Linked DNA regions of Homo sapiens: region 1 is linked to region 2. The links are chromatin loops, found by intact Hi-C in ENCODE. Cell type or tissue: PC-9. All regions are shown on one strand. Links, peaks and the distances in the headings refer to the core of each region. The heading gives the core; the rest is flanking DNA.

Region 1 (12,184 bases), core at 4,185-12,184, 100 kb before region 2:
CGGTTTTCCTTTCAAGAAGATCTTTGTTTTTCCTTCAACTTTGCCTCTTATTTTTGTTTGTGTTGTTTTCTTTTCTTTTGTTTTCTATTTTTGAGACAAGGTCTGGCTCTATCACCCAGGCTAGAGTGCAGTGGCGTGATCTCGGGTCACTGCAACCTCTGCCTCTCAGGCTCAAGCCATCCTCCCAACTCAGACCCCTGAGTGGCCGCTGGGACTACAGGCGCTCACCACCATGCCTGGCTAATTTTTATACTTTTCATAGAGACAGGGTTTCGTCATGTTGGCCAGGCTGGTCTTGAACTCCTGACCTCAAATGATTCGCCTGCCTTGGCCTCCCAAAGTGCTGGAATTATAGGCGTGAGCCACTAGGGCTGGCTGCCTCTTTTTTCATGGTGTCTTTTCATTTTCTTATTTTTTTTCTTTTAATAATTTAAAGCACACTTCTTTTGTAGTCTCTTTCGGAGTGTGCTCTTATCCCAATTTCTTGGTGGTCTAATCCTCTTCTTGTTTTGTCTGCTGACACTCCCTGTTGAGGATCAGTTCATTTTGCGGTTTGCATTTTTAGCTGTGAGCTCCTGTTCAGCGAGGATCTTGCTTTTTGTTGGGTTCTCAGCTACAGAATGGCTTCTTGCTCCAGTTGCCTCCTCCCAAACTCCAGTACTGGGTGATCTCCCATTTTTTCTTTCAAGATCAATTTTTTTTTGTTGTTGTTGTTAAATTTTGTCCATATTCCTCAGCAGGAGCAGTGTCAACATTAGCTCAGTCTGCTAGGTTAGGTTAGTCAAATTTAATAGATGATAAAGACATCATTTAAAATCAGTAGGGAAAAGATGAGCTATTTATTAAATGGTATTAAGACAACTGTTCAATATCTGGGGGCGGAGGGAGGCTGTTAGCCTTAACATACACCATAACTAAAATAAATTGCAGACAAAACGAAAACTTAAATATAAAAGTGGAACTATAAAAGTGCTAGATGAAAAGAATGTGATGGGAAAGGCCTGTTTAATTATTCAACGGATGGTAAAATCCTCCTGAAGCTTTGCTACGAAAAAGTTTGAAAGTTATGTACATGGAAGAACTACGAAAAAAAGCCCTAAAAAGTAAGTGACCAATTAAGAAGATATTTACAAGAGATGATAAAGGCTCAATATCCTGCATCTACAAAGAGCTCTCACATATCCATTAGAAGACAGTGAATACCTAATAGGGACATATGCAAAGGACATGAATTAGTAATTCACAAAATAAGAAATAAAAAAAGCCAACAAGCATATGAGAGTAGGTTCATCTTCACTAACAACAAAAGAAATACATGTTAAAACAAGTTATCCTTTTACCCTATCAAATTGGCCAAAAATTTCAAAAAGATTAAAATATCCTGTGTGGTGAAGGAAAAGGGGTTCTACAGAATCCCTCTTCCCTTGGTCTCAAACTCCTGACCTCAAGCAATCCTCCCATCTTGGCCTCCCAAAGTGCTGGGATTATAAGCAGGAGCCACCGCGCCTGCTGTCTTATTTGGAAAAAGGTACATTTTGTCAATGTAATTAAGGTAAGAATTATTTATTTATTTATTTATTTTGAGATGGAGTTTTGCTCTTTTTGCCCAGGCTGGAGTGCAATGGCGCGATCTCGGCTCACTGCAACCTTCACCTCCTGGGCTTAAATGATTCTCGTGCCTCAGCCTCCTGAGTAGCTGGGACTATAGGCGTGCGCCACCACATCCGGCTAATTTTTTGTACTTTTAGTAGAGATGGAGTTTCACCATGTTGGCTAGGCTGATCTCAAACTCCTGACCTCAGGTGATCCACCCGCCTCAGCCTCCCCAAGTGCTGGGATTATAGGCGTGAGCCACCACTCCCAGCCAGGATTTTTTTTTTTTTTTTTTGAGTCAGGTTCTCACTCTGTCATCCAGGCTGGAGTGCAGTGATACAATCATAGCTCACTGCAGCCTCAAACTCCAGGACCAAAGCAATCCTCCCACTTCAGCCTCCTGAGTAGCTGGGAAAGCAGGTGTGTGCCACTATGTCCAGCTAATTTTTCTATTTTTTGTAGAGATGGGGGGTGTCACTGTGTTGTCCAGGCTGTTCTCAAACTCCTGAGCTCTAGCAATCCTCCCACCTCTGCCTCTCAAAGTGCTGGGATTACAGGTGTCAGCCACCTTGCCTGGCCAAGTTAAAGATCTTGAAATGAGGAGGTTATCCTGGAATAAGACACTTGGGGAGAAGACAGACAGACAGATAGAGGAGGAGACTGGAGTGATGAGTCCACCAGTCAGGAATACCAGCCCTGAGAAAAGCTGGAAAATGCAAAGAAGCATTCTTCCCTCTAATCTTGGGAGGGAATGCAGCCTTGATGACAGCTCGATGTTGGGCTTTGAGCCTCCAGAGCTGTGAGAGAATGAATTTCTGTTGTTTTAAGCCATCGAGTGCGTGGTCATTTGTCTGACAGCCCTAGGAAGCCAATACAGAGTGTCATCGGGACATTTTGGAGGGTAATTTGGCAGAATGTAGCACAGGCCCTAAAACGTGCATCTCTTTCCTTCTAGAAATTTCTCAAGATTAATAATTGAGAATTTGTCAAAGATCCCTTAGCAAGGACATTCACCGCAGCCTTCTTCTTTAAAGGAAGTTGAGTAAACAACCTATATGTTCAATAATAGGATGGATTGAATAAACAATTGTTTAGCTGTATAATGATAAAGATTAAAAATAATCATAGCCACAGCCAATAGTGTGCTTTCGACGGACTCCACATGAAAGGAGTGCTTCCTGCCCGTTTTCTTATGTAATTCTCACCACAATGCTATAACGCAGGCTTTAGTAACCCCATCTCCCAGAAGAGGACCACACTGAGGTCAGAGGGTGTAGCCACCAGTCCAAGGTCACATAGCAAGGGGCCAAGATTCTGACCCTAACCCTTGTGCTATGCCTTTACCACCCAACAAGACAGATCATGGTGCAGCCTTCAGATACCAAGATGCTGACGACAGGTCTTTACACAGAAGGATGTCGGTGGCATAGTGTTGGGTGGAAAAAGCAGTCGAGCACGTACCATTTTTGCAAAAATAAAAAGCACATTCAGTGTGCAGAGAAAAAAAGCCTGGAAGGATTTACTGTGCACGTTAGCAGGGAGGTTACCTCTGGGGATGGATTCAGTGATTTTTATTTTCTACAATGAGCACATACAGCTCTTGTCGTCAGGGCAAAATATTAAAAGACAAAACAGCGCTGGCGGTTGGACTGACCACGCCTGCCTCTGAGGTGGTTCTGGGAGGTGAGAAAGAGCCCGCTGCAGCCCAGCCGGCCTGGACCCCGGCGTCTGGCTCTCCCCTGCCCTTGGTCTTCTCCCCAGCACTGTCCGTACCTTCCCTGCACCTGTGCTTCTGCGGGCATCGATTTTTCCATCCTTCAGAGAAGCGCCTGAGGAAAAGGAAAGAGCATCTTCGGATCAATGAACACAGCCCTGCAGCCAGGGGTGGGGGTGGCCGCGGGCCGCGCCTGCTTGTCACTGCCGGGTCCAGGATTTGAGGGGGGCTCAGCGGGGGAAGGCGAGACTGGCTGGGCTGCCCAGGGCGGCGAGTGTGTGTGTGTGTTGGGGGGCGTGGGGAGTGGTGGAGGGTAGGTGTGGTGGGGGTCTATGTGAGGTGTGGAGTCGGGGGGTTACATACACGTGTGTGGTGGGAGATGGGTGAGCATCCAGGGTTGCATCAGGGAGGGGGTGTCGTGGGCTTCCTCCGAGGGGCTGCTCTTTGCCTAGAGGAGCAAGGAGCGGTGCAACCTCCTCTGTGAAACACAGTCTCCCACTAACTCAGTTCACAGCTCTGTGAGGAGGGGCTGGTACACACCCATTGCCCAGATGGGGAAACCGAGGGCTGCGTGTGTTCGTGGTGGGGGCGGGGAAGAGGTGGATGGAGAGGGCAAAACGGCATTGTTTGTGTCAACTGCAGAACAGAATCTTGTATTCAAGAGGCAGTCTCGTATTTGAAAGGCACTCACCTGTTCTGGGCACTGGGAGATGAGTGGGTGGGGACAGAGAGGGGGCAGCCGAGGCTCCCTCAGGAGCTCACAGTGGGTGCAGGGGGTGGAAAAGGAATGCTCCTGGGCCTATCGGGTCAGTAAACCCAGACTCTACATTTGCTAGGCCTGTCTGAGCCTCACCCCAGCCTCTTCTTTCCTGGCCAGATCCCTTCCCGACATGTCATGTGCCCAAACCCTGGACCCCTCACTCCTGCTCATTCCGGCAGCCCCCACAGATGGCTCTCAGGCCCCAGAGCTCTCTGTGCTTCTGTTCCAGGGCAACAGGAACAAATGCCCTACGAGAGCTTAATTCCCTGCTTACCGTCTGCTCCCCTCCCTGCCCCCGGTCTAGTCTATGAGCTCCTCTGGGGCAATCGGGCTGGGACTGTGGGGCCCTCCTGGCTCAGTCTGCATTGCCCGTTGCCTGGCCTGGCACCAAAAATGGCTCAACATACATTTATTGCATGAATGAATGAACCATGATCATTGCTAAGGAAAGAAATGTGCAGATGGCCTGCTTTGGGGTTCAGTGTGCGTGTACTGCGTTGGTGTCCACGTGCACGTGCAGCATGTGTGTACCCCTAGGCACACACGTGGTGTGTTGCATTCATGTGAATCCATGTGTGTGTGTTTGTGTGTGCACGCACATGCATACAGTGCTTGCTTGTGTGTGCAGGTGTGCGTTCACATGTCCATGCCAAGGTGCATGCATTTTTATATGCCAGCGTGTGCATGTATATGTTTACCTGTGCACACTCTGTGTGCAAGGAGTTAACATATCTTTCTCTCACGTTTTGCTCTCCCCCTGACCTGCATCCTGCAGCCTACCTTTCTGCCTTGTATTTTTTGAGACAGGGTCTCACTCTGTCATGCAGGCTGAGAGCAGTGACACGATCACGGCTCACTGCAACCTCAACCTCCTGGGCTCAAGCCATGCTCCTGCCTCAGCCTCCCAAGTAGCTAGGACCACAGCTGTGCGCCATCACATCCAGTTAATTTTTTTCTTTATTTTTTTTAATTAACTACTTTATCACAAACAAATACTTTGCTTTTTTTGGCGGGGGCGGGGGGCGGCGGGGAGAAGGATATCATTAGTTACAGCATCTGACTTTGCCCTGTACATGGTCCAGAAAATGCAGGTTGCATCCAGCTTGCAGGGCATCCGAGGGCACTCATCTTTCTTCCATTTGTTTTCATCCAGATCAAAAGCAAGAATGGAATCCCTGAGATAACTATTATAACAAAGGCCTCCAAGAACTATTATTTTTCTGTGCAGTGCAGTCACACCATGGCTACTCCTGCCAATTGGCATGGATGCCAAGATGGTCCACTGATCAGTCTCTGGGCTATATACGTCTGTGGAAGGGCATCCCTGAGATTCCAAAGAGGCCCTCAAGATCACGCAAACAGCGCCAAGGACAGAAAGAAAATCCTGGGCCAGGCATGGTGGCTCACACCTGTAATCCCAGCACTTTGGGAGGCTGAGGTGAGCAGATCACTGGAGGTCAGGAGTTTGAGACCAGCCTGGCCAACATGGTGAAACCCCATCTCTACTAAAAATACAAAAATTAGCTGGGCATGGTGGTGGGTGCCTGTAGTCCCAGCTACTCGGGAGGCCGAGGCAGGAGAATCACTTGAATCAGGGAGGTGGAGGTTGCAGTGAGCCGAGATTGCACAACTGCACTCCAGCCTGGGTGACAGAGTGAGACTCTGTCTCGAAAAAAACAACAACAAAAACAAAACAAAACAAAACAAAAAACCAAACATTTCTGAATAATTTTTTATTATTTGTAGAGATGGGGTTTCACCCTGTTGCCCAGGTTGGTCTCAAACTCCTGGGCTCAACTGATCCTCTGGCCTCGACCTCCCAAAGTACTGGGATGACAGGCATTGAGCCACCTCATCTGGTCCCTTTCTGCTTTCTGCATTCTCCAATCCCAGTCCCTGCCCCTCCCACCTCCAGCAACAGTCCCCACAAAAGACTCCAGCTCCACCTGACATACCAGCCACATACCATGGCTATGCTCAAGCTCCTGGAGCCTGCATCTGCCTGGAGGAGGCGTCAAGCATGCAATCTTGTCTGGATGCCTGCCTCTCTCAGTCTCCTCATCTGTAAAATGGGGTTAAGAGCCCTGTGCTCACAGCACTGCTTTGTCAAAAGGATGCACACGAAGGGCTTGGGCCAGCACCTGGCACAGAGCGAGCGCTCAAGAAATGCTACTGCCGGGACACTAGTGACGGCGGTGATGATGGCGATGACCCTCCTCTGGTGGTGGCAAATGAGGGTGATGAGGCTCAGCCTTGCTGCGTCCAGGGGACTTCAGGAGGGGCTGGGAAAGCCCCTGGGGGAGCCAGAAGATCAACCCCTTCTCTGGGCCATTGTGTTTCTGGATAATGGGTGGAGGTGGGAAACGAGAAAGGTGCAGGCGCTTGAAGAGCAAAGGCTCCTCCTAGAGCCGCTTCTCCAGCCTGCTGCAGCCAGGCCTGGGTTCCCCATGGCAGCTCCCCCTGCCCTCTCCACGCCAGTCCTGTGTGAGGCATGCACTTGAAATCAAACCCAAATTCCCCTCTGCAGCCTGCATGCCCCTCCTGGCCTCTGCTCCTCTGCTCAGCCACACAGCACGTTCTGTCCCTCAGGGCCTTTGCATAGGCCTGGGGTACTCTGTCCCCGGGCTCCCTCCTCCGGGAGGGCCTTACTCCCCATGCGCTCCCATCTGTTTACCTGGCTCTTCGTGTCTTCCGCATGTGGCTGAGCTCCCAGCGCAGTGGAAGGCTCTCAGTAAAGATCTGTGGGATGGTAGGGGCGGAAGGGCGGTGGCCCTCTCTCTGGCTCCCCGGATTCCAGTCCTCACAGCCCATTAGTAAGCACCTACTGTGTGCCAGGGCCCAGCCCAAACTAGCCAGTGGGGTGACCTTGGGCAGGTGGCACCACCTCTCAGACCCCTAGTCTGTCCATCTTTAGCATTAAAGGAGGCACAAGTCCCCGAGGGCTCCCCACTTTGGTTTTTTTTTTTGTCTTTTTTTTTTTTTTTTTTTTTGAGATGGAGTCTTTCTCTGTTGCCCAGGCTGGAATGCGGTGGTGCGATCTCGGCTCACTGCAGCCTCTGCCTCCTGGGTTCAAGGAATTCTCCTGCCTCAGCTTCCTAAATAGCTGAGATTACAGGTGTGTGCCACCACACCCAGCTAATTTTTGTATTTTCAGTAGAGACAGGGTTTCACCATGTTGGTTAGGTTGGTTTCAAACTCCTGACCTCAAGAGATCCACCTGCTTTGGCCTCCCAAGTGCTGGGGTTGCAGGCGTGAGCCATGGCGCCCGGCCCCTATTTTGATTTTGATGGTGGGTCTAGGCTTTCTGCAACTGGGCAGTCTGCAGAGCTCTGTGGGGCCTCTGGGGTCTGCAGCTTCCTGGGCACCCCCCAGACTCCCATGTGGCTGCCTTTGCTGAGAGCACCCTCCCTGCTTCTCCTGGTGCCTCCAGGGGACACCCCCTGGCTCAGGCCTCCTTCAGAGCTGTCCTCACACCCCATTTTGATTGTTTACCCCTCTGTCTCCCACTGGGCTATGACTGGGACAAGGCATTTTCTTTTTGCATCCTAGCTTAGTTGGGGACACCCTGTGTGGCCAAGTGTCCCCAGGCTCACCCAGCTGAAACAAGATCTGGGAAGGGTCTGGCAACCCTCCCACCAATAGCTTCCCAATGGGAAGAAGCCACACCCTTCTGTGTCTGTTGAGAAGCTTTGGGGCTGTTTACTGCCCACCAAGCTCTCGAAACTGTGGCTCTCGAAACCCAGAGGGAAGGGGAGCCTTATCACTAGTCATGGCTTCTGCTTGATATCTGTCCAAAAGGCCTGACTTCATCAGCCAACAGGCATCCCAGCCTTTTCTGTTAAGTTGGGGTCTGTTTCCACACTGAGAGTCCCTGGGGGGCCTCTGGAGTGGGGATGCAGGCATGGCAGAGCACTAGGTGGGCACCCAGCTTCTCAGACCTCTCTCTTTTCCCACCCAAGCTCCAGGGGCAGAAAACAACCCACACCTGCCAGAAACCTGACCAGGCTGCAGAGCTGGAAAAGCTGGTTTAGTGCAGGGAGGGTGGGGGCAGGGAGGCGGGCAGGGTGAGCCCTTCTGAGGCTGCCAGGCGCTGCTCACATCAGCCGACTGGCCGTTGGCCTCTCAGGACTGTCACTTGGAAGTTCCTTCTCCAAGAGATGGCTATTGCCAAAGTCATCTGTGCAGTGACCACTGCAGGGCCTGGGCGCTCCCGGGAGCCGCAGCGCAGGGACAGTCCGTGCAGACGGGTGGCGGGGGAGGCGGGGGAGGGCAAAGGCCTCCACTCTGCAGGTAGCCCGGGCCTGGTGGGCGAAAGGACTCAAACGCCAGAGCTCTCTGACCCTCGGCCGCCAGGGTTCAAGGCTGGGCCCAGCCGCGCTTTGCCGGGGTCCAGGGCGTGAAGGATCGTGGGGGACCCGATGGATCCTGGGGCGCCCGCTGGGGGCCTCGCGCGGGGACCTCCCGGCTGCTTGAGAGGCGGAGGCAGCAAGAAGCAGGAAAAGGAACTGGGGGGACGCGAGCGAGTGGCAGGCCCTCCTCGGTGGCCGCCGAGCGCGCGCCCAGCTTGGGGAACGCGCTGCCTGCGCACCCGGGCGCGCCCGGGAAGGCCGGCTCGCTGGCACCGCGTCAGTTTCCGAGCTGTCTGTGCATGTCTATTTCTTTCACTAGAGGTTGCTCACTTTCACTTCTTGGTTCCTTTCGCCTCCTCTGACGGCTCCGGGAGCGTCTGTGCGCGCGCGTGTGTGCGTGCCCGTGTGCCCGCGCGCGACCGGCGACCCCGCCCCGCGCCCCTGTCCCTAAAGGGAAGGGCGTCCCGCCGGGCGTCGCGGGGCCTAAATGAACATGGGAACCTGCGCTGGGGAAGGCCCGCCAGGCCCTGCTGGCCCAGGAGGCCCGGATTACAGCCCAGTCTGCGTCGCTGCGGGCAGAAGACCGCGTTCATTACCGGTGCCCCTCGTCCCCACCCACTTCTCTCTCTTTCTGGGTCTCCAGACAACCTTCCCGGAAGCTGCAGCTACTTCTTCTGACTTGGACTGGGGGTAGGGTAGGGTAGGGGGCGCTTTCTGCCACCCCTTTCCCCCATCCCAAGGAAACCGAGGCCAGTATGGACGGGGCCTTGCTCCACTGAACAGGAAGCGACACCCTGAAACTTTTGCTTGAGCAAGTGAGGTTTGGATGGGACCGAGAGGGACCTCCGCAGCTTCTCCCCTCCTCCCCACCCACTCCTTACAGTTCTTTTACACACCCTGTTCCTGGGCCCTACCTCAGGGCCTTTGCACGAGCTCTGGGCTCCAACAGGCCAGAGACCTCTATTCCTCACTAATTGACCTTAGGCAAATTCCTTAACCTCTCTGAGCATCCATTTTCTTGGCTGTAAGATGGGCTCAGAATAAGATGTTTGAGGGTTCAAGGTGATGACCAATACAGAGCACAGGACCAGGCACTTAGGGCAGAGCAAAGGACATGCGTTGGGCCAGGGCAGTTGTGGGGATTATACAGACGCTTCCCTCGCCTGGGGTCCCTCCACTCTCTCCAGGGAGCCTCTTCACCTTCCACCCACCCGCAGTCCTCAATGGCTGACTTTCACTTGGTACGATTCCCTGCCCCAATCCCTGCTGTGAGGACCATCCGGTGGAAATAGAAAGAGGGCCAGGTCTGAAGGCTGGAGAGCTGGGTTCAAATTCTGGCCAGTTCTGTCTGGCTGTGTGATTATGTGCAAGTTGCTAGGCCTCTCTGTGCCTGAACTTTTTTCTCTGTGAAACTGAGGCAGAAGGCTGCCTGGCCTGCATCTCAGGGCCCTCAGAGGATGAAGCAGAGCGCGGTGGGATGTCATTCCAAGCAGTGAAAAGCCTCAGACAGAAGCATGTCGCCACTGTCATTTACACCCGTCCTTGCAGCATGGATTCAGGCTTGAGGAATCAGCTTGTCAACCCCATCAGAGAGGTCCCTGCCTCCTGTGCTAATGGGAGGTGGCTGGAAGGCCACTTCCAAGAAATTTGCAGCTTGATGGGCTCTACCACTCACATGTAGCCTTGGACATCAGTTCCAACAAGGAGGGTACTTGAGGCACGGTGACAGCCCCAAAAGGGAGTGTCCTGGGAAAAGAAGCAATGTGTACTTCTCCAATGAGTAAGGCCTTGGCCAGGGACCATGGTGCGACCTTCCTCAACCCTGCCACCCGGCACCGACATTGACTCTCCCTCACCCCACATACTCCCTCCTGGGCACCAGCCCCCGAAAGGACCCAATGTAGTGGCTCCATCCAGATCTCCCATGCCCCTGTATCAAAGCTGCCATCTTTCCCCCAAGTTCACTGCTCCTCAGTTACTGACGCCATCACCCACCCGATTCTTCAAGCCGCAGGCTCATGGTCCACTGGTTTTCTCAAGACAGAAGCACTGACATTGATTTTGCTATATGCGTACTGTAAAACCACAGACGATATAAAACATGTGCATTGGAGAATGAAAGTTCCCTCATTATATGCCCTCCTGAAATCGCCACATTTCACAGTTTGGTGAATTCCTGTATCAGTTTAAACTCTGTGTTACAACAGACAGAAAATCCAACCAAGATAGGAAATAATGGGCTCATGTAAGGAAATGATGCAGAGGTGATAGTGGGTTTCAGGCATGGTTTGATCCAGAGGCTCATGATGCTGTTGGGGCTCTGTCTTGGCTTCTCTGCAGTTCCCGTCCCTTTGCCTTCCTAACAGTATCAGCTGGGCCCATTCAGGGTGGTGCAGTGACTGCTGGGGTCCCAGAGAGTCTGTCCTCAACACTGCACCATCAGGCACAAGATGGATTCATTTGCTCCTGAGGATAAGTGAGGAAATCTGTTTCTCAGAGGTGCGCTCATCCACTCTGGGGAGGGTCAGAGAAGACTTCCTGGAAGAGGCAAGGCCTAACCTGAGTTGGTGTCTCCTCCTTTACATATGCAAAAGCAAAGTCCCCTTTCACCTTTATGAAACTTGGAGCTCAGAAGTGTTAAGCGATGGGGTTGAAGAGGCTGAAGTGACCGTAGGGCCGTGTGCATGAAAGTCAAAGGCAGATGGGGCTAGGCTGGAGCACCAGGCTGTGTGGCCTCAGGAAAGCAGGACCTGTGGAACAAAGGCACACGAGCCTCCGGATTTATTAGGAGGGATAGGCCCAGCCCCCAAATGCACTCCAGGATTTGTTTATATTATTGTTATTGGAGGCTTTGTCATTATTGCCACTTCAATAGAGCCCTCGGCACAGTGCCAGGCACCCAGCAGGCACTTAGGATGTAACAGCTGGGATCCTGGCCAGGCGTGGTGTCTCACATCTGTAATCCCAGAACTTTGGGAAGCCAAGGCGGGTGGATCACCTGAGGTCAGGAGTTCGAGACCAGCCTGGCCAACATGGCAAAACCCCTTCTCTACCAAAAATATAAAAATTAGCCAGACGTGGTGGCAGATGCCTGTAATCCCAGCTACTCGGGAGGCTGAGGCAGGAGAATCACTTGAACCTGGGAGGAAGAGGTTGCAGTGAGCTGAGATTGCGCCATTGCACTTCAGCCTCGGCGACAAAAGTGGAACTCCGTCAAAAAAAAAAAAAAAAGCTGGGATCCTGATTTTCATCCCCAGCTCCCTGGGGCAGAGCAGGCTGTGGCTGGGCCCACCTGAAACCCACCCCTCCGGAGGAATGACAACCTTCACCATTAATGAGCAGACAAAATGTGCCATGGGACAGGCTCAGGCAGAGCCAGTCTCCCTGGCAGCGTCCTTCCTGCACATCCCCTCACTCTCCACCCCCACCTCCCAGAGGGAGGGGGATTTCCAGGCTGGGGTAAGTCCTCCTGCTCCCTCCATCCATCTGATCCTGGCTATGCGTCTGGCTGTCCGGCCATCCTTCTTCTTCCCTGGCAGACAAGCCATTAAGCACCGGTCCCCCAAAGCACCGGCCTGCAGCCTCAGCACCAAGTGCATTTGCTGCCATTAGCAAGAAGCCCCGGCCAGGCTAGTCTGGTTTAATGCACAGCCCACTTCATCCCTACTCCCTGGGGACTGCTTGTCAAAACTCCATCCATTGAGGAATAACAGAGCCTGAGAAGAAAAGATGGGGGCTCCAGGACCCAACATGGACAGTCGTGTAGGT
Region 2 (11,034 bases), core at 1-8,000:
AAAGTGCTGGAATTACAGGCATGACCCACTGTGCCTGGCCTGATAAGTGAAATAATTTGATCTCAGCCAGAAGAGCCTGGGGAACTGGTGAAATCGGTCGGATTTAGGGGAGATAACTCCCCCTGGTGAGAAGGCCTTGGTCTAGACACAACCATTTGGTCCTTTCTGGCCGTAGGTCCGTGGTCTCGAACTTTACTATGGTTAAGATGCACCCAAAAGAGCTTGTAAAATGCCAAGTCCCCGGCCCTGTGCACAGAGAGTCTGATTCAGTAGAATCTGAGGGGGGCCCGGGAATCCGCAGTTTAACAACATCCTGTTCCACGAGGTTGGGAATAGATGTTACTGCTACAGTCACTCTGTCGGCTGTATGTCTGTACTGCGTCAAGAGCGGGGAATACTGAGCCAAATAAAACAGATCCAGCCCCGAACACCAGGGAGCCCACCGGGGAACAGGGGTGCGCTCCCTCCAGGTGGACGGGGGAGCTGGAGTTCTGGAGTGAGCAGGTTACCATTGCTGGAATCAAAAGTTTAGAAGAGACCTACTTACTAGATCTGTGAGTGTTGTCACAAGACAGTATCTCTGAGGCTTGAGCCTTGGGACATGGAGGCCTCTGGAGGGAGGGACACAGACTGTTCTGGAAGCAAAGGCTGTTCTGACTGACCCTGCCTGGGCTGGGCACTGGTGGGGACAGGTGAGATGTGGCATGGGGTAGATGATATGGAAGGTGGCATTCCTACTGAGGCAGTTAGTTCAGGGTGCTGCCTGTGGGGTGGGACCTGGGTTTGATCCCAGCTTGTCCTTTCTACCTGTTGTGACCTTGGGCCAGCCTAAGCTTTGTTTCCACCTCTGCAAAGGGATGACAGTTGTGTTGTCCATCTACAGAGGTGAGTTACCGAGGGGCTAATGAAGCTTTAGCTCCTGGGACTGTCATTTACCAAGGCCCTGAGCTTAACCGCCTATTCATAACTTTGCACTATTCTTCTTCAAGTGGGTCCCCAGGATTGTAAAACCTTCAGGCCCCATAAAACCTGGATCTGCCCCATTCACCTAACAGAGTTATTGCAAGTTTTGGTGAAAGAAGACAGGCAAACCCCTAGGCAATCCTGGGTCGCAAACGGAAGCCTCCTTCACTTCTGAGTCTTGGAAGTAGAACGCCTTGACACTCCAGATAAGGGGGACACTTGTCCAGGGAGGGCCAGCTGAGCCCCCACCCCTGTTCTCACTGCCCCGTAGCCCCCATGGCCTCAGGGCTCCAATCTCCCTAGCCCAGACTAGAAGCAGGTTGGAAGGAGAACCCAGGTGGGGATGTGAAGGGCAGAGTCGGGGGAGGCAGCGGAGGTGGGGAGTAAAAGGACTAGATTGAGCCCCTCTGGCTGCCATATGCACGACCTTCTGCAGGGCCAGGCTGGTGAGAAGCCAGCTAGGGGTGAGCGTCCTGAGCAGTGGCCTTGGGGGTGGTGTGGTTTTAATAACGACCTTCAAATGTGTGGGCCCCGGGGAGAGGCAGATTATATGAGACCCAAAGTCGGGGCTTCGAGATGGGGAATACTGGGGGACTGGGCATGTTCCCCTCTATGTAAAGTTTCCCAAGGACAGGACCTCCCTTCGACCGCGCCCCCACAAACTCTCTGCCCAAGCGCCCCATCTCCCAAGTCCTGAAGACCACTGGCAGATGAGGAAGTGGAGGCTCCGAGAGGGCAAGCCGTTGCCTAAGGCCACACAGCAGGGGAGTATAGGATACAAATCCGGATTTGGACCCAGCTGTACCTCGAAATTCCTTCCTGCTCCTAACCCCTCCCTAATACCGCCCTCTGCTGTGGGCGCAGTGGCACGTAGTGGGCTCGCAGTAAGGATGGGGATGAAGGAAGGAAGGAAGGGAAGAAATGCCTAGGCCAGGCTCTTCCCACGCCCCGGTCTCCGCGGCCCGCTCTTTCCAGCTCCGTCGCCCGCCCCCCTCTCCCCTCCCAGTCTAATTGGGAGGTCTCCGAGCCGTCTCTCCCGCTTCCTCAGGTTCCCCCGCGCTCCTCCCGGACCCCACCCCGAGGCAGCTTTCTCACAACGGGATCCTCCCCGGGCGGCGTGGGGACGCCTCCCGACCCCGAGGCCCGGCAGGAGAGCCGCCACCGCGGCCGGGTGGTCTCCGCGTCGCATGGCCCCTGCCGGCCCCCCCGCCCATGGCAGCTACATAATTAATTCGCCCATAAATAACTGATTGGGGTCGCGCACGCGCCCGGTGTCCCTAGGACTGGGATCCCCGTTAGGGTTAGGGGCGTGGGGGGTCGGGGGCCGCGGGGCTGTGCGTGCCGGGGCGCACGGTTTTGCTCCGCGGGCCTCTCTCGCTCCCTCGCGCCGGCTTTTTCCCTTTTTCTCTTTCCTTTTTTTCTTTCCTGGAGCGGAGCCCGGCGCCAGGAGTCTGGAACCAGCTTGACAGGCTTTTGAGTTATGGAGGGGGGAGGGGGAGAGGCGGGCGGCGGGGAGGGGGAAGGGAGGGCGCCGCCGCGGCGTGGGGGCGGGGCCGGCTCCCCGGTTTGGAGACTCGCCCCGACTTTGGGGTCCGCCAGCGGCGGCCGGGCGGAGGGCGGGGGACCGCAATCGTGGGGGGAGTCACCCCGCGGGGCCCGGCGGGCGAAACGGGCCGGGCTTCAGAGCCGCAGTAAATGAGGCCCGGGGCGGGCGGGGGTGGACACGGCCTCGGGGCCACGGCCTCCCCCGCCGAGCAAGGCATTCCTTTCCGCTGAACTGGGCGCCCGGGCCCGCGCCGCGCCCTGCACGCCTCGCGCCCGGCGATCGGGCCCAGGGCGGGGGAGCAGGGAGGCGGCCCCAGCCGGTCGCCGGCGCCCCCAGGCGCTGCTTCCCAGGAGCTCGGCTCCCCGGGATGGAAGGGACTGATACCCAGTTAATGGGCGTGGAGCCTGAGCCCCTGAGGGTCGTCGCTAACGGGGGTCGCTCAGCAGGGCCGGCCTCCGCTGCCTGCCCGGGGTGTCTAATCACCTCTCCGATCCTTTGCCCGGATCTGAGCTTCGTCATTCACGCCCCTCCTCCCTGGCGACTTTGGGCCTGGTGACAGTCCCCCGACCCTCGCAGAGCCAGGGGCACAGTAGGCGCCTTAGCCACTGGCAGAATTTCACCGGCGCTCTGCCCGACGCCCCCAGCCCCAGGGCCGGGCGTGGGTGGAAGTGTCTGGAAGGGTGGGTTCACCAGGGCTGGGCACGTCAGCGGCCCCGTACAGAGAATCCGGTGCCTGGGGTCTCTGGAGGGGGTACTCAGAGTATCCGAGGAGGAGACTCCTGGATGCTAACAGAGCCCCCAGTTAGGAGCAGTCCGCGAGACAGTTGGTAACAGTGCTGGCCTTGCCCGGGCGCCGGAAGGTTCCGTGAGGCCCAGCAAGTCCTGACTTGGCACAGGGCCCAGCACACGGTAAGCGCTCGGTACTTGGTCACTGTTGCTTGATTTTACCATTTCGGAGGGGCTCATCTACGCCTAGCAAAGCCCCCCTCCCGGTGACCCAAGGGGAGCTCCAGAATGTTGAGCGGCTGAGCGGCCTGGCTCCTCCTCTCGACCCCATCGAGCCAAGTGTCGAAATCATCCCAGACGAAGCTGCTGAGCAGAAATTTCCAGTCTCCCTGGCAAAGCTGGGAAGATTTTGGGTGCGGCTCAGAGACGCAGCTGGGTCGGCTCTGTGGGGCCAGGGCTGGGGAGGGACCCCAAGATGTTCTATGAGACCCAAGCAGCACCCCCAACTTGGGTTGGGGGCGTTGGGGGGTGGAGCCTGGCCTCCTGCTGAGCCCCAGAGCTGATACAGCACAGGTAAAAGCCCATTGTTCTCAGTGGTCCACAGAGGCTCAGGGCAGGAGCAAGATCAGGGTTCGGGTGCTGGCGCCACCCCTCGTTTAGCCCCTACCTGGGATCTGAGGGAGCACCCATCCTTGGAATGCAGGATAATAGGGTTGCTGTGAGGATGGAAGGAGACTGTGCCCATGAACACTTGACACAGCTCCCTGCCCTGGGGAAAGCACCCAGGAAATGCGGGCTGTTTGTCTTAGTGATGTTCCACTTAATAGCACTTGCGGTGGCTCCCTGGCCCCCGAGGAGCCCACCTTGCCAGTTCTTGGCCACAAGAGTACGAGCCCCTCTGTCAGGACGGTGGGTCTCATTGAGGCCATCCTTATCCTGAGCAACCTAAAGAACTCACATGGAACTTAGCAAACAGGCAGACCCTTGCCTTGTTCTCAGGGCTGTGTGATCCCGGGTGAGCAACTCGGCCTCTCTGAACCTGGTTCTCCTCTGCAAAACAGAGATGATGGCCTGGGACCCTCTCCCACTACAGGGAAGTAGCATTGGAGGGGGAAGAGACAGGGGGAGCGTCCCAGCACTGCCCAAAATTGGACAGGTGACTTTGGACAAGTCTGAATGAGACTGAATAAGACAAAACGGAGTAACATTAGAGCTTGCTGGCTACTCTCTGCCCTGGGCCGGTGCTAGATGTTTTACATGCACTGTTAATCACTGTTACTCGTGGAGGGAGATTTTATTATTAACTTTCTTTTCCAGATGAGGTAACTGAGGCTCAGAGAGGTTGATTCACTTTCTCAAGGACACACAGCTAGGAAATGATAGAGTCACGATTCAAACCATCATTTGTTGGCTTAGAGCCTGAATCCCTAAAGAAAAAGCAGGCAGGGTGTAGTGGCTCACGCCTGTAATCCCAGCAGTTTGGTAGGCTGAGGCTGGAGGCTCACTTGAGCCCAGGAGTTTGAGACCAGCCTGGACAACGTGGCGAAACCTCATCTCTACAAAAATACAAAAATTAGCCCGGCCTGATGGAGCGCGCCTGTAGTCCCAGCTACTCAGGAGGCTGAGGTGGGAGGATCACCTGAGCCTGGGGAGGTCAAGGCTGCAGTGAACCGTGATCGCGCCCCTGCACTCCATACAGCCTGGACAGCAGGATGAGACTCCGCCAAAAAAAAAAAAAAAAAAAAAAAAAGAGAGAGAGAGAGAGGAAGAAAAAAGGAAAGAAAGAAAGAAGGAAAAAGAGAAAAAGCAACTTTAATTTTTTTAATATAACATTTTAAAGTCCCTACTGTGTGCAGGGCATCAAGGTAGGTGGCAACAAAAACGAAGATGCCAGGACCCCAGCCTTTGAGATGCTCATAGCCGAGTGGGGACACAAGACTTGGAGGAGGCGCTCCTGAGAGTTAGATGTGAAAAGCAGCACCCTAGAGGCGTCCACCAGAGCTGAGGGCACCGGGAGAGAGAGAGGTGGGTTTTGGTGTAGGGGATGGGGAGGGAGGAGAGCTGGTGGGGGAGGCACAGAGGCCAGGGGACAGCAAAGGCTGCTCTTGAGAAATCTCAGTGGAGGGCACTGGGCCATTCCCAGAGGTTGGCACAGCAAAGCCAAAGGCATGGTGGCAGGAGAGGAGGCCATGCTCTGAGGAAGGGCCCGCAGCCCAGCGTCAGGGAGGGTAATGGGGAGGGGAAGGAGAATGGTGTTGCCGAGCCTGGGCCAGCCTGCAAAGGCTGGAGGAAGCTACCTTGCTTTATAAAAATGGGGAGCCATCGAAGGCCTTTGAGCAGAGGTGGATGTCATCCTATGGAAGTTTTACAAAGACAGCTCCATAAGCAGAGAAATGTCCCAGAAATGTACACGAAACCTAGAATGACAGCGTCAGGATGTACTGCATGAACTTTTACAATGCTTCCTTTAAAAAAAATGGTTTTGTGTTTTTTTGTCTGTGTGTGTGTGTGTGTGTGTGTGTGTGTGTGTGTGTGTGTTTGCCCTGTATAGGTATGACTATTCTAACAAAAGAAGGGAGGACATTTTCAAAAGACAGAGGGGAGCCAGGAGGCAAAGAGACACAGGCAGCAGGAGGGAGCCCAGAGCTGGCGGGCCAGGCTGCCCCTCTCACTGCAGGTCTGGCTGTTTGGGTGATGGGCCATCTGGCAGGTCTACAAGGAGCCCAGCAGGCAGGGCGGTGCGGCCTCTGAGATCCCTCTCTTACCTAGAGCCTGAGCCTTGCCTGACCCATGACAGTTTCAGGCTGTTCCCCCTCCTCCCAGCAGTCTGTCCCTACCAAACTCCACTCCATGGGTTAGACTGTGGGACACAGACTGATCCTTAAATCCCATTCTGGGCCAAATGGGGACAGTGATTCCAGAGGCCTCCCTACGTCCGTGAGGACACATCACCCTATGACAGAGCCCCAGCCACCGTGCTAGGTGCTGTACAGGCAGTGTCTCTTGATCTGAATATAAACCTGAAAAAAAAATGTTATTTTCCCAGTTTTGCAGATCAGGAAATAGAGGCCCTCACAGTGAGGAGGGAGGGGGAATTCTCACCCAGGATGGACCCACCCAAGAGTGCGGATGGACCACTAGGCTGTACTGCCTGGGGCCCTTTAGGAGAAAATCCGTCCTCCCAGTCTCCCCAGGTCTCTTGCCTTTGGCCTGCTCTGGTTCCTGTTATAGAATGGGGGCTGCAGGTAGGCACCCCTCTGAGCTAGTCCCCTGTCCTTGGGCCGCCTCTCCTAGGCAAACTCCTATTTAGCCCGTGAAGCCCAATTAAATTATCGCTTCCTCTCCCGAGTCCTCTGGCTGCACCCCTGTCCTCTTCTCTGTGTTCCTGCGGAGCTCCCAAAGGGAGGGGAGAAAAGGCTCAGGGGACATGGCTGGGACACAACTTCCAGCCCAGCCCTGCGTGGGCAGAGAGGAGGGAACAGTCCATCTATTCTAGGCTGGACGTGAGAGGGAGGACGGCCTTGGCTCAACCCGGGGTAAGGCAGGCTGACCAGCCCCTGGGGTTATTTGGCTTGGCAGTCAGAGGAGGACAAGTTGCAGGAGAGAGAATCAAAGATTCAGGCTGCCTAGTGTGGCCACCGCCCCATCAGCCCTAAGATGATCGCAGCCCCTTTCTGGCCACTGAATATGTGGGCACCCCAGACCTCTGTGGCAAGGCTGGGTGAGAGCTGTCTTTTGTGCACAGGTGCCCCTAGTCCCCCACCACTAGTGAGCATTCACACACAGAGGTGAACAGCCCCCTTGTGGGCCTGGAGGCTCCTAGGCCAGGTAGAGATGACCAGAGTAGGGAGCAGAGAATCCCCAGTGCCTAGCACAGTGACTGGCACTGAAGCATTTGTTGGATGAATGAATGAGTGATTGCCTGACCTCAGGCCCAGGGAGGAAGGCCTGGTGTGCAGGGCAGCTCCTGGGAGGCTTCAGGGATGGGGAGAGGACAGAGAGGGACTGGGAGAGCCACAGGAAGGCAGCCTCATCTGATGACTGACTTGGGAGGGAAACAGAATGTGGGCTGTGTTTCTGGGGAAACACCCCCCTGATGCCCGGGCACCCAGGAACTTCCAGGTACCCCCGGATCACCCCAGTGAGGACACTCCACAATTCCCCAGGAGGCATCACAGTGGGGCCGTTAAACCCAGGGACTTGGGATTCAGACACTTCTGGGCTCCAGTCCACCCCTCACTGGCTGGACCAGTTGCCTCAGTTTCCCTATGTGCACGGGGGACGGATAGGACCACGTGCTGCACAGGTTTGCTGGGAAGGCCATATGAGAGGTGCCGGCTCAGCACATCCTGTCTGCCATTGTTACAAACAACAGCACGGGAGAGTCGGGGAGCAGAGTCGGCCAAACGCAAGACCCTGGGCTCTGGCTTCCCTGTGCTACTGACCTATGGGGTGGCTTTGGACAAGGCCCAGCCTTTCTCCAGGCCTTAGTTTCCCCATTTGTACAGTCAGGCCCTGCTAACTTGGACAGACTTTGGCCCTTCTCCAAGCCCCACAGAGACATCAGAGACATGTGCACACACGGCCCTGGGATTGCCGACAGACACACAGGCACACATAGGCACGTACACACAGGCATACAGACACAGGCACAGACTCACACTCGGCCCCTCCCCACTCACACTCGCTCACACTCATGCTCACACTCACACCAACCCCCCTCCCCCAAATCTGCTGCGCACCAACGGTTGGTGCGAGCGGGGTTGAGAACGGGAGGAAAAAAGCCCACGACTCAGCCCGGGAAGAGGGGTGCGGTGGGGGAAGGGCGGGCGAGGGAAATGACAGCCCGCGGTCCCCCTCGAGTCCCGGCTCATGAATATTAATACGGCGGTAATTAAAATGCAGGGACGCAGCAGGATGGATGCGGCTGCCTCCGGAGCGCGGGGGAGCGCGGAGTCTTTGCAGGCGGGTGAAGCCCGCTCCTCGCCGGCGAAAAGCGGGGCCGGGCTCCGGGGCCTGGGTCCGGGGCGGGCGGGAGTGGGGACATTTTTCGTGGTCCCGAGCGTCCCGTCCCGGCGTCCCCGCCCCCGCCCCGCGGCCGCCTCTCCACGCCCTGCCCCGGGCCGCCCGCCAGGCCGCCGTTTCCCGGAGCCGGCCCCCTCCCGCCCTCGCGGCCGGCTGATGTCATCTGCACACAACTTTCCGCTTCCCGGCCCGTCTCGGGGCCCTGAGTCATCGCCGCCCCCGGCCCCGACGCTGGCCTGCGGCGTCTGTTTGTGCAGAGCGAGGCCCCGCCGGCCGGGCTTGACGTCAGGCTGGCAGGGCCTGGAACGGCCCCGCATCGCGGCCCCCTGGGGGCAGGACGACACCGCTGGGGGCCGAGGGCAGGGCACGCCTTCGGAATCCGGCTTCGAAGCCGGCCGCCTGACCTGGGGCAAGTGCTTTCAACTCTCTGAACTTCGGTTCCTCATCTGCCAGTTGGCAGACGCTCAGCAAATCTTCCTAGACTCACGGGGCGAATTGTACAGTTGGGTAAATCGAGGCCCAGAGATGGCAAAAGGACCGTCCAAGGTCGTACAGCCACCCGGAATTACAATTCTTTTCTGCCGGGTCACACGCTGTCATCCACGTGTTACCTAAGAGAGCTTTCCAGCCTGTGCTAAGAAAACTGCCCCACATCATCTGCAGTAGGACGGGGGAGTTGGAGCCCTGGTCAGGCCACTCTGCTACTGACCACAGTTTTCTCATCTCTAAAAAGGCGCAGTAACAATATAATTACCGTATGCAGTCCCCCAGGATACAGGGTCAAAGGAGAGCACAACCATCGCAGTTGGAAGCCCATGGGGCAGGTGAGTCACTGTTGTCACTACTGGGGTCAATTTTTTTTTTTTTCTTTTTGAGACGGAGTCTCGCTCTTTCCCCAGGCTGGAGTGCAGTGGCGCGATCTCGGCTCACTGCAAGCTCCGCCTACCGGGTTCACGCCATTCTCCTGCCTCAGCCTCCCGAGTAGCTGGGACTACAGGCACCCGCAGCCACACCCGGCTAATTATTTGTATTTTTAGTAGGGACGGGGTTTCACCGTGTTAGCCAGAATGGTCTCATCTCCTGACCTCATGATCCACCCGTCTCGGCCTCCCAAAGTGCTGGGATTACAGGCGTGAGCCACCGCGCCTGGGGTCACTATTGAAGTTGGCTAATGTCACTATTGAAGTCAAGTGAGAGAGAGGGCCCTCTTGGAGTCAGACCACCTAGGTTCAAATTCTGGATCCTGCTTCCGGCTCCTTTCCTCTGTCCCCCTTCTCCCCTCGGTGCCCTCCAACCAGTGGGCCTGGGAAAGCGTGTTCATGCTGGAAATGCCTGCCCAGCCCTTGCCCAGTCACACAGAGCAAGTGCCCCAGAAATGTCCTGAACCTCAGTTTACTGAGGGGAAACTAAGAACCTTCTGGCTACAGCTCTTGGGCTGAGCAGGGATTAGGCTCGGGTCTGCGATCCCAGGCCCTGCGGCCTCCCAGAGGCTTGGTTGAGAGCTCTGGCTCTCACTCCCCCACCTCCACCCAGCACCTGCCCCGGTCCAGGCTCACCCCCTACCCCTCCACCTGGTCAGTGGTGGCTCGGCCTCCTCTCAGCCCCTCCACCCCTCCTGGCTGTACACACCCTCAAGCTAACGGAATTCAAACTGGTGGAGGAAGGCCTGCCCTGTCCCTCCCAGCCCCTGCCTCTCCCTCCCTACTCCCAGCCTCACTGGACCACTTTCAAGTCCTCCAGTGCTCCAGGCTCCATCTTCATGCCTCCAGGCCTTTGCACGTGCTGGTCCCTCTCCCATTCTCCTGGTTAACTCCTCCACCTCCATCCGAGCTAGGATCTTCCCCTGGAGAGTGTCCCGGTTAGCACTACCCCACAACACACACACACACCGACATACACGCCCCACATCACAGGGACCACATCCCACACAGGCACAGACACACTGCATGACGCAGATCACAGGCACAAAGGTGCATGCGTGCACACATACACACTCCCACTCCATATGCCAATACACTTATCCCCCTACTCCCACATCACACAGACGGTTCCACACACTCCTCACACGCTCTGGCCACACAGTAAACACACACAGACCACAGAGCTCATGTCTGGGCTGCCCTGGTGCCCTCCTCTGGGCTCGTGCCCCCAGCCTCAGCATTTACCCCCCATTGAGGGCAGGGACCCACCCAGCTCCGTTTTCCTCCATTTCAGCTCAGGGCCCTGCACCAAGTCTCTCCCAGTTGTTGCTTGGACCCGGACTCCTCCCACAGTCACCACTGTCACAGTCCCACCTCCTTCAAGGTCTCAAACACCCCTCCCCTGTTTCTGGCAGGAGCCGTCCTCACTCCCTCTATTGCCTCTCCAGACCCAGACTTCACCCTCAGGTCACCCTCACCTGGACTTTGGGGTGCCCCACACCCCGCCCCAGGCCCTGGCCTCTGGAATATTTGGAAACTTGAACTGGGCCAGAGGCTTAAGCTCACATCTGTCTGGAGCCTCAACTTTCTCCTCTGTAAAATGGGCTAACACTGAAAGAACCTTGCAGAATCTCAGCAACGTCACAGAGGACATTGTTAGCACAGCCAGCGGGCTCCTGCTGGGCTGAGTTTGTGGGTAATCCAAGCCTCGGCAGGTACAGTTCCTCCCTCAGGTGAGTGTTCCACCCCCAAGTGAGCATCCTGCTGCCCTTCCTGCAAATCAGGCCCCTGGGACACTTAGTGCTGAGCCTTGGGGGTGGGGTATTTGATCGGGGTTCCTGACAAGTGGCTGGG

What was found. A loop is a pair of places that touch in the nucleus more often than their neighbours do. Peaks named below come from ENCODE experiments on the same cell type or tissue, not always from the same donor. Only the 100,000 strongest peaks of a DNase experiment are listed, where the experiment ranks them.
Region 1: it touches region 2 in a loop (14-fold over the local background); 12 of 110 quality-filtered maps call a loop at or near these places.

The regions. Positions count from the first base shown.
Region 1 is chr9:129,375,026-129,387,209 of GRCh38, forward strand. No RefSeq gene overlaps it. Among named protein-coding and RNA genes, the nearest start is that of LINC01503, 44 kb to the left of the region's middle. RefSeq lists silencers at 8,432-8,651, 8,802-8,921. In PC-9, for the core only: no CTCF peak of the experiment used is centred there; DNase peaks (open chromatin) are centred at 7,776, 8,136 and 8,736; H3K4me3 peaks cover 2,225 bases; H3K27ac peaks cover 2,629 bases.
Region 2 is chr9:129,480,216-129,491,249 of GRCh38, forward strand. LOC124900275 (extensin-like) reads left to right here and starts at 9,734. Exons shown (of 4, transcript XM_047424330.1): 1 at 9,734-10,913. The coding sequence starts at 10,266. The coding sequence ends at 10,868. It overlaps LINC00963 (long intergenic non-protein coding RNA 963), which reads left to right and starts at 8,445. Exons shown (of 5, transcript NR_038955.1): 1 at 8,445-9,084. RefSeq lists silencers at 5,895-6,189, 8,291-8,650, 9,655-9,949 and enhancers at 6,303-6,962, 7,623-8,282, 9,603-10,262, 10,263-10,922, 10,923-11,034. In PC-9, for the core only: no CTCF peak of the experiment used is centred there; DNase peaks (open chromatin) are centred at 2,396, 3,576, 3,936, 6,786 and 2 weaker places; H3K4me3 peaks cover 3,773 bases; H3K27ac peaks cover 6,043 bases.